Regions from separate parts of the Homo sapiens genome. Here region 1 is linked to region 2. A link is a loop called in an ENCODE intact Hi-C map of the cell type or tissue named here. Cell type or tissue: chondrocyte. All regions are shown on one strand. Each heading gives the region's core, and the rest is flanking DNA. Links, peaks and the distances in the headings are about the cores only.

Evidence for each region. Peaks named below come from ENCODE experiments on the same cell type or tissue, not always from the same donor. Only the 100,000 strongest peaks of a DNase experiment are listed, where the experiment ranks them.
Region 1: a loop joins it to region 2, with 4 times the contacts of the local background. A loop is called at or near these places in 3 of 110 quality-filtered maps.

Annotation. Positions count from the first base shown.
Region 1 is chr7:155,340,825-155,348,176 of GRCh38, forward strand. No RefSeq gene overlaps it. Among named protein-coding and RNA genes, the nearest start is that of BLACE, 23 kb to the right of the region's middle. RefSeq lists a silencer at 3,922-4,311. In chondrocyte, for the core only: a CTCF peak has its summit at 4,250 (motif pointing left); DNase peaks (open chromatin) are centred at 3,619 and 3,990.
Region 2 is chr7:155,066,696-155,074,047 of GRCh38, forward strand. It overlaps HTR5A (5-hydroxytryptamine receptor 5A), which reads left to right and starts at 3,629. Exons shown (of 2, transcript NM_024012.4): 1 at 3,629-4,945. The coding sequence starts at 4,205. HTR5A-AS1 (HTR5A antisense RNA 1) reads right to left here and starts at 4,862. Exons shown (of 2, transcript NR_038945.1): 1 at 4,339-4,862; 2 at 372-2,550. RefSeq lists enhancers at 3,321-3,390, 4,178-5,004 and a silencer at 3,501-3,590. In chondrocyte, for the core only: a CTCF peak has its summit at 3,494; DNase peaks (open chromatin) are centred at 3,486, 3,865 and 4,606.

The sequences.
Region 1 (7,352 bases), core at 2,862-5,361, 270 kb after region 2:
AATACTTGCCCTTCCGTGACTGGGTCATGTCCTCTGAGCTCACTCCTGCTGTAGCGTGGTTCAGGTCCCTCCCCGTGGCTGAGCACTCCTCTGCCGTATAGCGTGGGTCGGGTCCCGTGGCTGAGCACTCCTCTGCTGCACAGCGTGGGTTGGGTCCCGTGGCTGAGCACCCCTCTGCCATGCAGATGGACCACATGGGGTTCATCTCACCAGTATTTTAGGCTACCCTTGTCTGCTGGCTTCTTCCTCACAGCCTAAAAGTATGTTTAGGTCTCTTCCATGTATTAGCACACATAAAAATCCACAAAACAGCAAAATAGGGGCCTGAGACCCACCCACTTTGACATGGTGAAAACCAAGAGCCTGCGAACCACCTGCTTTGACACAGTGAAAACCAAGAGCCTGAGACCCACCTGCTTTGACACAGTGAAAACCAAGAGCCTGAGACCCACCTGCTGTGACACAGTGAAAACCAAGAGCCTGAGACCCACCTGCTGTGACACAGTGAAAACCAAGAGCCTGAGACCCACCTGCTGTGACACAGTGAAAACCAAGAGCCTGAGACCCACCTGCTGTGACACAGTGAAAACCAAGAGCCTGAGACCCACCTGCTGTGACACAGTGAAAACCAAGAGCCTGAGACCCACCTGCTGTGACACAGTGAAAACCAAGAGCCTGAGATCCACCTGCTGTGACACAGTGAAAACCAAGAGCCTGAGACCCACCTGCTGTGACACAGTGAAAACCAAGAGCCTGAGACCCACCTGCTGTGACACAGTGAAAACCAAGAGCCTGAGACCCACCTGCTGTGACGTGGTGAAAGAGCTTTCAAACACTCCCTAGCAACGCACCACATGCAGGGGGCTCAGACATCACAAACGTATCTCCTCTCAGTTCTGGAGGCTGGAAGTCCAAGATCAAGGTTGGGCAGGGCTGTTTTCTCCCGAGGCCTCTCTCTGTGGCTTGCAGTCAGATGCCATCTCCCTGGGTCCTCACATGGTCATGCCTCTGTGTGTCTGTGTCCTTATCTCCTCTTCTTCTAAGGACACCAGTCCTATGGGATTAGGGTCCACCCCAGTGAACCCATTTGACCTTAATTTCCTCTTGAATGGCTCTAGCTCCAAATACAGCCACATTCTGTGGCCTCCCCCCGGGGCTTGCAGACAGCTATTTTTACCTTCCCGCAGGGCTCTCCCTGTGGGTGTCTGTGTCCAATGTCCCCCATGTTTAAGGACACCAGTCATACTGGACTAGGGCTCACCCTAACAACTTCATCTTAACTTGATGACCTCTGTAAAGACCCTATCTCCCTATAAGGTCACCTTCTGAGGTCTTAGGGGTTAGGACTTCATCCTTTGGATTTATGGAGACACAATTCAGCCCCTAACATCTTGGAAATTCTAACCCACTTAACCCATTCTCTTCCCTGGAAGTTCAATATTGTTTTGATGTTTATGTGTAACATTGCTTTAAAAACTCTGTCTCTTGATCACAACAAGAAACACCAATGGTCTGCGTGGCTGTGGTTTCCCCGGCTCCCTTGTGTGGCTGTGGGTCCCCAGCTCCCTTGCTCCGAGATGTCTCTGTTTTGCTTTATGCAGTTTCCTTCAAGCCCAGCATTTCGTCCTAGGGGCCTCCCATGGACTGAATGTTGGCGAGGCCCCAAAATTCCCATGCTGGAGCCTCAAACCCCGGTATGGCTGTACGTGAAGTAAGGCAGCCATTAAGGTTACACGAGGCCATAAGGGTGGGCCCTGATCCCACGAGATTAGTGCTCTCATAACAAGGGACACCAGAGAGCTCGCTCATTCTCTCCTCCGATGCTGGCACCAAGAAAGGCCACTGAGGAGGGCAGGGCAAGAAGGTGGCCTTCTGTGAGCCTGGAAGAGGGGCCTCGCGAGAGCCCAGCCATGCTGGCACCCACCCCTCAGGCCTCCAACCTCCAGAGCCTGAGGAATAAGTGTCTGTGGTTCAAGCCACCCAGTCTGCGGTATTTTGTGAGGCAGCGGGAGAAAGCTATGGAGGGCTGTTATTTTGTTCGTATCATCTTTCGTGATGTGAAAGCTCTCTGTACTTTTAAAGTAGTAACCTTGACATTTTTCTAAACCATTCTTTACCATCTGCCTCTTTAATATTTGTTAGCAAGAGCTCCCCAACCCCCACTGCCCAATATAGTTCAAATATCTTCACTTTCCTCTACTTCTTTCTCACTCCCCACTTCCAAATTCCTGGTATGTTGATAGATTTTTGAATCATGCATCACCTCTTTCCACAAACTTTGTGATTCTGCATTCAGTTTACAAGCTTGGTTTTCTGTTGTTCTGTTTTAACTATTTCTACTTTAGTAACCCTACTGATTTCTTTTGTTTAACTCATCTTTGAACACCAATAACTCTGTACGATCTGTCTTGCTTAACCCACTCAGAACATGCACTTCACGCAGCCAGATCACAGCAACTACTGGGGTTTCACCTGGCATAATCCAAGCCTGAGGGGCCACTGTAGCTCTCCCCACTGCGGTCCTAACAGATGGAAGGGGACCTGGTCTCCCTCGTGCGATCTGAACTTGTAGTGTAGGCACCCTGTTAATATCCATGGAGTGATGGTAAACAGAGTCCAAATGCAACAAGAAATCTGCAAGTAACTGTCCTGGAGCCCAGGGAACAGGGCCAATGCCCACACTGCCAGGGGGACGGCTATACTGTACGGCTGAGTGGCTCCTCACCCTGTCCCCATGCCCCTGGGAACCCATCAGAGCATTTCTGTGGATGCCTGTCTTTGTCTCTCTTGACCAGGATATTCAGCCTCGCCTCAGTGGCATTTGAACAGGATAACTGTGTGGGGCTGTCCTGTGCAGGGCTGGGGGCCTCTCTGTGGGGCCATCGTGTGCATGGCGGTGGGCCTGCCTGCATCCCTGGCCTCTGCCCGTTTAGATGCCTGTGGCAGCCCCTCCTGCAACCAAATCAGCTTCAGACACTGCCAGTGGCCCCTGGAGCCAAAGACAGGGATTCAAAGGCAGGCCAAGGCTTGTCACCTGTCTCTGCCCCACACACAGCAGGCGCTTCAACGGCCTCAGCTCGCATTCCAGAAAGATCTGCCCACTGTGAGGCACAGGGCCTTTCTCCCACCTCACCAATGGCAGAAACGCACCTTTAGTGACCTGCGGCCCACCTGGGGATATTACCTGGGCATCGTGCCTCATAAAACCACACCCTAGGCTGGGCGCAGTGGCTCATGCCTGTGATCCCAGCACTTTGGGAGGTCGAGGCAGGTGGATCATGAGGTCAAGAGACTGAGACCATCCTGGCCAACATGGTGAAACCCTGTCTCTACTAAAAATACAAAAAATAGCTGGGCGTGATGGCATGTGCCTGTAGTCCCAGCTACTCGGGAGGCTGAGGCAGGAGAATCGCTTGAACCTGGGAGGTGGAGGTTGCAGGGAGCCAAGATCGCACCACTGCACAACAACCTGGGCGACAGCGCGAGACTGTCTCAAAAAACAAACAAATAAACAACAACAACAACAAAACAATGAAAAAACCCACACCCTACACTGTGGGGCCCTACGGCCGGCCGTGGTGCAGGCAACCTCCCCTTGACACCACTCCTGTTGCTGCGGGGCCTCCCGACCTGGGGCTGGTTCTGCGCTTTCCCTTTTCTGGGGCTTTGCCGGGCGCTTCCTGGGGCCCTCCTGGGACCTCCCTGGGGCTCTCCCGGGACCTTCCTGGGGCCTTCCTGGGGCTCTCTCGGGACCTTCCTGGGGCTTTCTCGGGATCTTCCTCGGGCTCTGCCAGGGTCTTCCTGGGGCCCTCCCGGGACCTCCCTGGGGCTCTCCCGGGGTCTTCCTGGGGGCTCTCCCGGAACCTTCTTGGGGCTCTCCCTGGAGCTTCCTGGGGCTCTCCCGAGTCCTTCCTGGGACCTTTCTGGGGCTCTCCCGTGGCCCTCCCGGGGCTCCCCCGTGGCCCTCCCGGGGCTCCCCTGCGCCCGTGTGTCCTTAGTGGGAGGGCGCTTTCAGCCTCCTCCTCCCACACACCTGTCCCGCCAGCGCAATCCAGGGGCCAGGGCGGCTGCTGAGGCCCCGGCCCGAGGAGGGGCGGTCACCCCGCAGTCGGACGCCGCCGCGCCCCACGCCGCAGGGCAGCGCGCCCCAAAGCTTCCCGCGCGGGGACTGAGTGGCGCCCTGGGCTAGTCCCCGCCCCTTCGCCCCCGCCGCGCCGCACCAGCGCCCCCTGGCGGCCATCCGCGCGCCGCGCGCTCCGACTCCCGCCCACCCTAGAGAGAGCGCGGAGCCCTGCCGGCGACTGACTTCAAGGCACAAGGCAGTGGGAATTTCGTCGCTGAGAAATGCAGCGTGTACGTCGGTTGTCTTTCCTTAAGCTGTATACACACTAGACGGAGCTTTCGGCAATGTATTCACTGAGGTTACAAGAGACAGGGACTTGGGGCTTGTTTTCTAGATTGCTGAAAATGAAGCTTTGAGAGCAGGGATGACACGTAAGTGGCTGAAACGTAAAAAACTGGAAGGTCAAATTACAAATGTAATAGAAATAGCCACCGGGTCCACTCAGTCCCCAGCCGCCTTGCAATCTGCTTTTTTAACTAGCTGCTCTCATCCGATTATAACAACCATCCGCCCCTTCAGTGGTTCCAGGGACTGCAGAGTCACATAAGAGAGCATCGCATAGAGCAAGTAACACATTGAGGGGGCACTCACTAAAGACAGCACCCACATAAAGAGAGCACCTACATACATAGAGCACTCACATAAAGAGGGCGCTCACATAAAGAGAGCACTCACTAGAGCATCTACACAGAGAGCACTCCCATAGAGAGAGCACCCACATACAGCACTCAGTAAAGAGAGCACCCACATACAGAGAGCACCCACATAGAGGGAGCACCCACAGAGAGAGCACTCACATAGAGCACTCACTAAAGAGAGTGCCCACATAGAGAGCACTCCCACAGAGCACCCATATAGAGCATCTGCATAGAGAGAGCACCCACACAGAGGGAGCACCCCCATAGAGACAGCACTCACATAGAGCACCCCCCTAGAGAAAGCACCCCCATAGAGAGAGCACCCTTATAGAGAGAGCACCCTTATAGAGAGAGCACCCCATAGAGAGAGCACCCCTAGAGAGCACCACCATAGAGAAAGCCCCCACACAGAGGGAGCACCCCCATAGAGACAGCACCCCTTAGAGAGAGCACCCCTTAGCGAAAGCACCCACACAGAGGCAGCATCCACACAGAGGGAGCACTCACATAGAGCACCCCCTAAAGAAAGCACCCACATAGAGAGCATCCCTATAGAGAGCACCACCATAGAAAGCCCCCACACAGAGGGAGCACCCCCATAGAGACAGCACCCCTTAGAGAGAGCACCCCTTAGCGAAACCACCCACAGAGGGAGCACGCACACAGAGGGAGCACTCACATAGAGCACCCCCCTAAAGAAAGCACCCCCATAGAGAGCATCCCTATAGAGAGAGCACCACCATAGAGAAAGCCCCCACACAGAGGGAGCACCCCTATAGAGAGAGCATCCCTTAGAGAGAGCACCCATAGAGACAGCACCCACACAGAGGGAGCACCCTATAGACACAGCACTCACACAGAGCACCCACTAGAGAAAATACCCCCATAGAGAGAGCACCCCATAGAGCCCCCACACAGAGGGAGCACCCCCACAGAGAGAGCACCCACACAGAGGGAGCATCCCATAGACAGAGCACTCACATAGCGCACCCCCATAGAGCACCCACACAGAGGGAGCACCCCCATAGAGACAGCACTCACATAGAGCACCTCCATAGAGAGAGCACCCCCATAGACCACTCACATAGAGCACCTAGAGAGAGCACTCACATAGAGAGAGCACTCACACAGAGAGAGCACCCACATAGAAAGAGCACTCACATAGAGCACCCATAGAGAGAGCACTCACAGAGAGAGCACCCACATAGAGAGCACCCACATAGAGAGAGCACCCACAAAAAGAGCACCTACATAGAGAGCACCCACATAGAGAGAGCACCCATATAGAGAGAGCACCCACATAGAGAGAGCACCCAAATAGAGCATCTACATAGAGAGCACTCACATACAGAGAGCACCTACATAGCACTCACATAGAGAGAGCACCTACATAGAGAGAGCACCCACATAGAGAGAGCATCCACAAAGAGAGAGCACCCACATAGAGAGAGCATCTACATAGAGAGAGCACTCACATAGAGAGAGCACCTACATAGAGCACTCACATAGAGAGCACACACAGAGAGCACCCACAGAGTACCCACATAGAGAGAGCACCCATATAGAGCACCTACATAGAGAGAGCACCCACATAGAGAGAGCACTCACAGAGAACACCTACATAGAGCACTCACATAGAGAGAGCACCTACATAAACAGAGCACTCACATAGAGCACTCGCATAGAGCACCTACATAGAGAGAGCACCCACATAGAGAGAACACCCACATAGAGAGAGCACTCAGAGCACCCGCATAGAGAGCACTCCCATAGAGCACCTACATAGAGAGCACTCACATAGAGCACCTAGAGAGAGCACCCACATAGAGCACTCACACAGAGAGAGCACTCAGAGAGAGCACCTACATAGAGCACTCACATAGAGAGAGCACCTACATAGAGAGAGCACCTAGAGAGCACTCACATAGAGCACCTACATAGAGAGAGCACCCACATAGAGCACCCACATAGAGCACCTACATAGAGAAAGCACTCACAGAGAGCACCCACATAGAGAGATCACTCACATAGAGTACCCCAGAGAGCACCTACATAGAGAACACTCACATAGAGAGTGCACCCACATAGAGAGAGCACCCACATAGAGAGAGCACCTACATAGAGAGCACTCACATAGAGAGAGCACCCACATAGAGAGAGCACCCACATAGAGAGAGCACTCACATAGAGCACTCACATAGAGAGAGCACACACATAGAGCACCCACATAGAGAGAGCACCCACATAGAGAGAGCACTCACATAGAGCACCCACATAAAGAGCACCCACAAAAAGAGCACCTACATAGAGAGAGCACCCACATAGAGAGAGCACCCATATAGAGAGAGCACCCACATAGAGAGAGCACCCAAATAGAGCATCTACATAGAGAGCACTCACATACAGAGAGCACCTACATAGCACTCACATAGAGCACCTACATAGAGCACCCACATAGAGAGAGCATCCACATAGAGAGAGCACCCACATAGAGAGAGCATCTACATAGAGAGAGCACGCACATAGAGAGAGCACCTACATAGAGCACTCACATAGAGAGCACACATAGAGAGCACCCACATAGGGTACCC
Region 2 (7,352 bases), core at 2,248-4,747:
AGGTACCAGATGCAATACGTATATTTTTATAATGAAAGGAATACCCTGTTACACTCCAGGCCACTGAAGCCCTAACATCATCAATGACGTTGTTGGGGTCCGATTCTTCAAAGACAAAATTATTTCTCACATCTTGGAGCACACGTATTTTACAGAGGACTCTAACAAACTTGAGACTTCTTTTCTTGCTTGTCTTGTCTTATTGACATCCCACATCAACACAGTGGAGCAGCGTGATGTTCTGATGACAGCAGTTTTCAAACACTGTGGTCTCAGGACCCCTTCATATTCTTTAAAATTGAGTACCCCAAAGAGCTTTTGTTTACATGGGTTATATATATTAATATTTACTGGAAAATAAACTAGAGACATTTTCAACATATTTGTGTATTTGTTTATTAAAAATAAAATAAACCCATTACATGTCTATATAAGTGATACCTCATTATGAAAAATAATTATTTTTCATAAAATATTTCTGAATAGCATTAACATTTTTGCAAATCTCTTCAAGACAGCTAGAACATCATATGTTTCTACATTCCATCTGTTGGGATATGTTATTTTAGTTTAAGATTGTGAAGAACATCCACTTTCATACAGATATACAGCAGACAATAGAGTACTTTAATACTATTTTCAGATAATTATGGATATTTTTTCTGTGATGCTATATTAAAACTCAATGAGTGGTAGCACCTTAAAGATTTGTTGTGATGTGGAATCTGAAATTGTATCATGCATGTTTATTATGCTGTTACATTAAAATTCGTTGGTCTTGGCCGGGTGTGGTGGCTTAGGCCTGTAATTCCAACAATTTGGGAGGCTGATGGGGATGGATCAATTGAGGTCAGGAGTTCGAGACCAGCCTGGACAACATGGTAAAATCCCCATCTCTACTACAAATACAAAAAACTTAGCTGGGAATCGCTTGAACCCGGAAGATGGAAGTTGCAGTGAGCCAAGATTGTGCCACTGCACTCCAGCCTGGATGACAGAGTGAGACTCTGTCTCAAAAAACAGAAGCAAAAACAAACCAAAAAATCAGCTCCTACTTGAATGAAATAGATTCATACCTTCCCATTATAGAAAAATCTAAAATAAGTATTTTTCTATAAGCCAGTGACATGACTTGATTACAAACCGTAAGTAACCTCAATAGACAACTGAGTCTGCACTCGAATGATTGCTAGATGGCTGCAAACTACCTTTTGGAAAGGTTTTAGTAGATGTCCCATGATTTGTTTATATGTCTATAATTCCCTCTTCTCCAGTATAGCACCTCGTTCAGTTATGTGGTTGTATCTTTTGCTAGTATCTTTTGTCGGATGGTATATTAGCTTGCTAGGGCTGCCATAACAAAATACCACAGACTGAGTGGCTCATACTAGAAATTTATTTTTTCCTAGTTCTGGCAGCTGGAAATCCAATCTTGATATCTTCTAATCTTCCAATACTGGTATCTTCTAATGTCTCTCTCCTTGGCTTGTAGATGGCCACCTTCTTGCTTTATTCTCACGTGGTCTATCCTATGCACACACACATCCTTGGTGTCTCTTTGCATGTCTAAATTTCCTCTTTTCATAAGGATGTCAGTCAGATTGAATGAGGCCCTATCCTATGGCCTCATTTTAACTTAATCATCCCTTTAAAGATCTTATTTCTAAATATAGTCACACTATGAGGTTCTAGGGGTTAGGACTTCCATATATAAATCTGGCAGGGGGTAAGGGAGGGGGGAAGGAGAGACACAGTTTAACCCATAAGAGGTGACAACCCAGGAAGGTATATTTCCCAATACTGCCATTTCAGAGGTACCATATGGCAGACGGGAGTTTTATACCTTTTCAGATTCTTTTCCTTTTCAGTGTTTTTCAAGATAAAATTGGGGCTATGCTTTAAGATGAAGCTGAAATATTATGATTTTTTATTTGTGTATTTTTAAGAGATAAGCCAGACTTTCTGAACAGGGTTTGTCCCTTCTGGAAATGCTCCATTGGATCTCTCCTTTGTGGGAATATTCTATTCAGTCCCTAAATTTATGACACTCTATTTTTCACAAATTATCCTCAGTCATCCTTGGCTTTGTCCTTATTAACTATTCTGCTGCTCACTTAGCTATCAATACAGACAGCTGTGGCCTGGGGAATCAGTAGGGAATATAATCACAAGCCCATAATGCCTTTCAAGATTCATAGAGATCCATTGAGGCCCGCCTGTGGGCAACACAGTTCATCCATTCCTCCAGATAACAGGCCCTGAGACTAGATGCAGAACTTTTTCCAAAGAAGAGGATTCATAGTTTACATCTCATTCCCATTAGTTCCATGACCTCAAGAAGGTGATTTGCCTTAAAGAAGCACAAGCTTGCTTCCAGATTGGGGCCATGCACAGTTGCTCTGCATGCAGGCAGTCACCATCAGCTGTTTTTAAGTGGTGTTTGAAACAGCCCTGTGAATAATCCGGTATTTAATGATGTTGTCCCGTCCTCTAGGTTCCAGTGGAGGACTTTCTCTTTTCTCAGTGCATTCTCCTGATACTTGTTTTACTCTGCAAGAAACAAAATCTTATATGAAAACATGTTGCTAATCTTTAAATAGTTAAAACTTTCTGACTAAATTTACTTGTAAATGCACAGGATTTCACGACACTCATTTTATATACTTAAAAACAAAGCTTATTAACACCTTACTTTTTTCCTGCCATTTCTGTCCATCATTTTTAAAATTTCAACTTCTTTTATATTGCTATATCATGTGCCTCTTTATGAGGTGCTTTCAATCATAATTTCTGGTTAGAAGCTTCTGATATTTTCTCAGTTTCTGTGGATGTGTTTGTGGTTGTTTTGTGTGCATGTGTGAGGGGAGAGTTAAATTACCTCTTTCTTTTGAGTGAGATGGAGCTCTTATAATAACTTGTATCCCAATTTTTCCTTCTCAGGAAGCAAATTTAGTAGGGACCACTGGAGACTACCCATCTGCCTTATGACTCTGAGGAGATAAAGCATTCTTCAGCCATTCCTGTTGGAGCCAGGTGAAGCATTCTAGCTCCAACACCTCAACCATCTCTAGGAACAGCAGCAACTGCTATCTCGCCTCTCCTCCTTTAAGGAAAACAACCCTTAAGGGAAGCAACTGAGAGCTGGGTAAGAAGAAAGCAATCACGTGCTAAAATCTTCCGGAGAACAAAAGTTAGTGAAACTATCTTAGACCCCTAATTCAGAACTCTTGCAGGAAGAGTAAATACTTATGGAAAGCTGAGAAAGCAGTGTCTAGGGCCTCCAGTCCACCCCTAGAGGGACGTGTGGGGGTGGCTAGGGGAACGTTTTGAGGAAAGTTCATTGGTCAACTTGTTCAACGTGGCAAACTCATTTCAGGCAAGAGAGGCAGCACCGTGGACAGCGCCAACCCTCCTGCTCCCGGGCGGGGCGAGGTGGCAGCACCGCGGACAGCACCACATGTGGTGGCGCACACTGGGAGCCGCCAGGCGCGGGGAGCGCAGCAGCACCGCGGACAGCCCCAAAGCCGCGCGCTCTGAGCCAGGAGGCGGGGAGAGATGGCCTTATCAGCTGATGGCTTACGTAGGGCTAGATCTCCACTTGGATAAGGCAGGTCTCGGTGGGCGCGCCAGCATTCGCTCTCCGGAGCTGCAGCCTCCGAAGGGGTGGCGGGGGCAACAGGGACAGAAGGCAGGTCCCAGAAAGCAGGTTCCCCCAAAACTGGCTTCCCTAGCACGGAGTTAAGGCTGCAGCCGGCTGCCTAGAGAGAAGGGTGGGCAGGGAGACAACGCGGTGAGAGCGACTGCTCTGACGCACCAGCCCCTCTCCTGCACCCACACGCTGCTGGCCGCCCAGCTTCTCCCCGATCTGGGAGATGCTCGGCTCTGGGCGGCCAAACAGCCTTTCCACCAAGGCGAGGAGCCCTGGGCTCCTGACAGCTTAGGCGGGCCCTGGCTGCGACACGCAGCCCCTCGCCTCTGCTTCCTTAGCCTCTGAGGGCTTCAGACCTGCCGCGCTTGCAGCCACACCATCTCCAACGGATGCTCACTAGCAGGAAATTGGGGCCAAATTCACAGGCACTTTCCAGAAACTCCCCCACTGGCCAGAGGTTGCAAACATCCGGATTGGCTCTGGGCACAGTGGCCGCCTTAAGTCCTCCTGAACACCCCTTCTGCAAGTACCCCAGGGCGGTCTCCTGACCCAGAGATGGATTTACCTGTGAACCTAACCTCCTTTTCCCTCTCCACCCCCTCCCCTTTGGAGACCAACCACAGCCTCGGCAAAGACGACCTGCGCCCCAGCTCGCCCCTGCTCTCGGTCTTCGGAGTGCTTATTCTCACCTTGCTGGGCTTTCTGGTGGCGGCGACGTTCGCCTGGAACCTGCTGGTGCTGGCGACCATCCTCCGTGTACGCACCTTCCACCGCGTGCCCCACAACCTGGTGGCATCCATGGCCGTCTCGGATGTCCTGGTGGCCGCGCTGGTCATGCCGCTGAGCCTGGTGCACGAGCTGTCCGGGCGCCGCTGGCAGCTAGGTCGGAGGCTGTGCCAGCTTTGGATCGCGTGCGACGTGCTTTGCTGCACGGCCAGCATCTGGAACGTGACGGCCATAGCCCTGGACCGCTACTGGTCCATCACGCGCCACATGGAATACACGCTCCGCACCCGCAAGTGCGTCTCCAACGTCATGATCGCGCTCACCTGGGCACTCTCCGCTGTCATCTCTCTGGCCCCGCTGCTTTTTGGCTGGGGAGAGACGTACTCTGAGGGCAGCGAGGAGTGCCAGGTAAGCCGCGAGCCTTCCTACGCCGTGTTCTCCACCGTAGGCGCCTTCTACCTGCCGCTCTGTGTGGTGCTCTTCGTGTACTGGAAGATCTACAAGGCTGCCAAGTTCCGCGTGGGCTCCAGGAAGACCAATAGCGTCTCACCCATATCCGAAGCTGTGGAGGTGGGTATCTCAGCAATCCTTAAAAATACTCGACTTGCATCTGTACAGGCTATATCCCCAGGCCACCTGCCCCACCCCCACACTTGTAGAAAATGGAACTTTTTGTGTTTGGGAGTGGGGGGAGTAAACTGGGAGAGTGGAAGAAAGCATCAGAGATGTACTTTGCTCTGACATGTTCCCTCTCACAGGGCTAATCATATCATGTTCCTTCTCTAATGGGTTGTTTGTTAAATATACAGAACACGAGGAGTTCAGACTGCGTCATTCTGCAGGGTCCCCTTTGGCCCCCAAATTCTATGGATCTATAACACCCTTTAGAACATCTGAATAAGCTGGTATCTGGGGTACGCTGATTCAGTACACTGGAAAAAACTAGCAGCTTCCAGCACTTAGAATGGGGGTGTTCCAGGAGGAGGGGAGGCAGGGATGGGAGCATGATTTGATAAGAAGACTGCCATGAGTCAGGTGATGCAGGTTAGCATTTCATCCTAGTCTATTCTTTTTCTTTGCAAATTACAGCAGCCGGTTTATTAAAAATATGGTATCACCTAGGTTACTGTCATTCTGTGGCATCCTCCCGTCCTGACGTAAGACTGAAGATGTTGACTGCACTAGTCCCGGAGCCTGCATTTGTTATCTGCTTCCACTGCCTTAGGGTGTTACTTTATGGGTCTATCCCCCACAGCCCTATTAGGTTGTAGGTGTGACTGAGGACCACTTGTCTGCCTTCCTGAACATGAGTAAAGCTGCGGAAGGAAATTAAAAATCCAGGAAAGAGAATTCCCTAGCTCTCTATGAGAGGTATTTACTGCATGACAACCACTATAGCAACAGCGAGGGAGCTTTTCTCATCTTCTCCCACTCCTGTTTTTTTGTTAACTCTTAATAATCTGACCCTACGACTCATGATTCTGCAGGCTGCTCCCCCTTCATTACCAAGGAAGATTCCTTGAATCTAATTCACACATTTAGGTTAGACCAGAAGTCTACACAGTCCCCATTTTCTGTTGTTGGCTCTGAAACAAGAAAGTAGTTTAAGGAAGCATATGGAGTGCATACTATGGGTTTGGTGCAAGAGGTAAGCGAATGATAGAGATGTTGTCTTTGCCCATGAAGAGTGTGGTCTAGGGAGGGAAATAGACATCCACCCTGAGCTCTGTATATGCTTTCTAGAGTCAGTAGCTAACTCTAACCATCCCCAGTCAGTCAAACTTAGAGGGACCAGAGGTGTAGCTAGGGAAAAAGGGGAGAGGGCATCATCCTAGAGGAAAGAAGAAAACGAGGGGTCAGAGGCTACCTGTTCTTTTACCTATATCAGCATTTCTCAGCGAAGGGTAATACTGCCCTCCAGGAAACATTTGGGCTGTCTGGAGACATTTTGGATGATTAAGAATTGAGGGCCAGGTGCGGTGGCTCACGCCTGTAATCCCAGCACTTTGGGAGGCCGAGGCGGGCAGATCACAAGGTCAGGAGATCGAGACCATTCTGGCTAACATGGTGAAACCCCGTCTCTACTAAATATACAAAAAAATTAGCCAGGCGTGGTGGCAGGCGCCTGTAGTCCCAGCTACTCGGGAGGCTGAGGCAGGAGAACGGAGTGAACCCGGGAGGCGGAGCTGGCAGCTAGCCGAGATTGCGCCACTGCACTCCAGCCTGGGCGACAGAGTGAGACTCTGTCTCAAGAAAAAAAAAAAAAAGAATTGAGGATGGGGTGTTAATGGCATGTAGTATAGAGAGGTCAGAAATGCTGCTAAATATTGCACAATGCACAGGACAGCCCCTCAACAGAGAATTGTTCAGACCAAAATGTCAATCGTACTGAATTTGGGTAACTCTGATCTATTAGATTTCTAAGCTGAACAAAGAGTGCTGATGGGTAAGAACACTGAAGCTTCCATCAAACTACCTGAAGTGAGGTTCCATGTGTATGAGGGTCCACTCAAATTCCAGACCAGGAACAAGAAGACTGGTCACCTCCAAGGGCCCTCCTTTTATGAATCTTCCTCTCCCCTGATGTTTATTCAGGCAAATATAATTTACAGTCAGCCCTAAACACAGCTTTAGAAGGAGAAAGTTAATTACAATTCCATCCCAAGGCTTCCTGTAAAAGGATGAAGGGCACTCTCATTTCTCTGCTTTGGTGATAGCAGAAGCAAAGCATTATAACATCTTTGTGCTTTTTATATAGATACACACACACATATATATACATATGTGTGTGTGTGTATATATATATGTATATATATATGTATATATATATATATATATATATATATGTATATATATATACTCTCTTCTCTCTCTACTTTTCCCAGATCAGTTTTTTAAATGGGCCCCTTGGCTTAGCAAAAGGACCCAAAATAATCCAGTACTCTAAATATAATATGGGGCTGCCTCTGTCCTTATG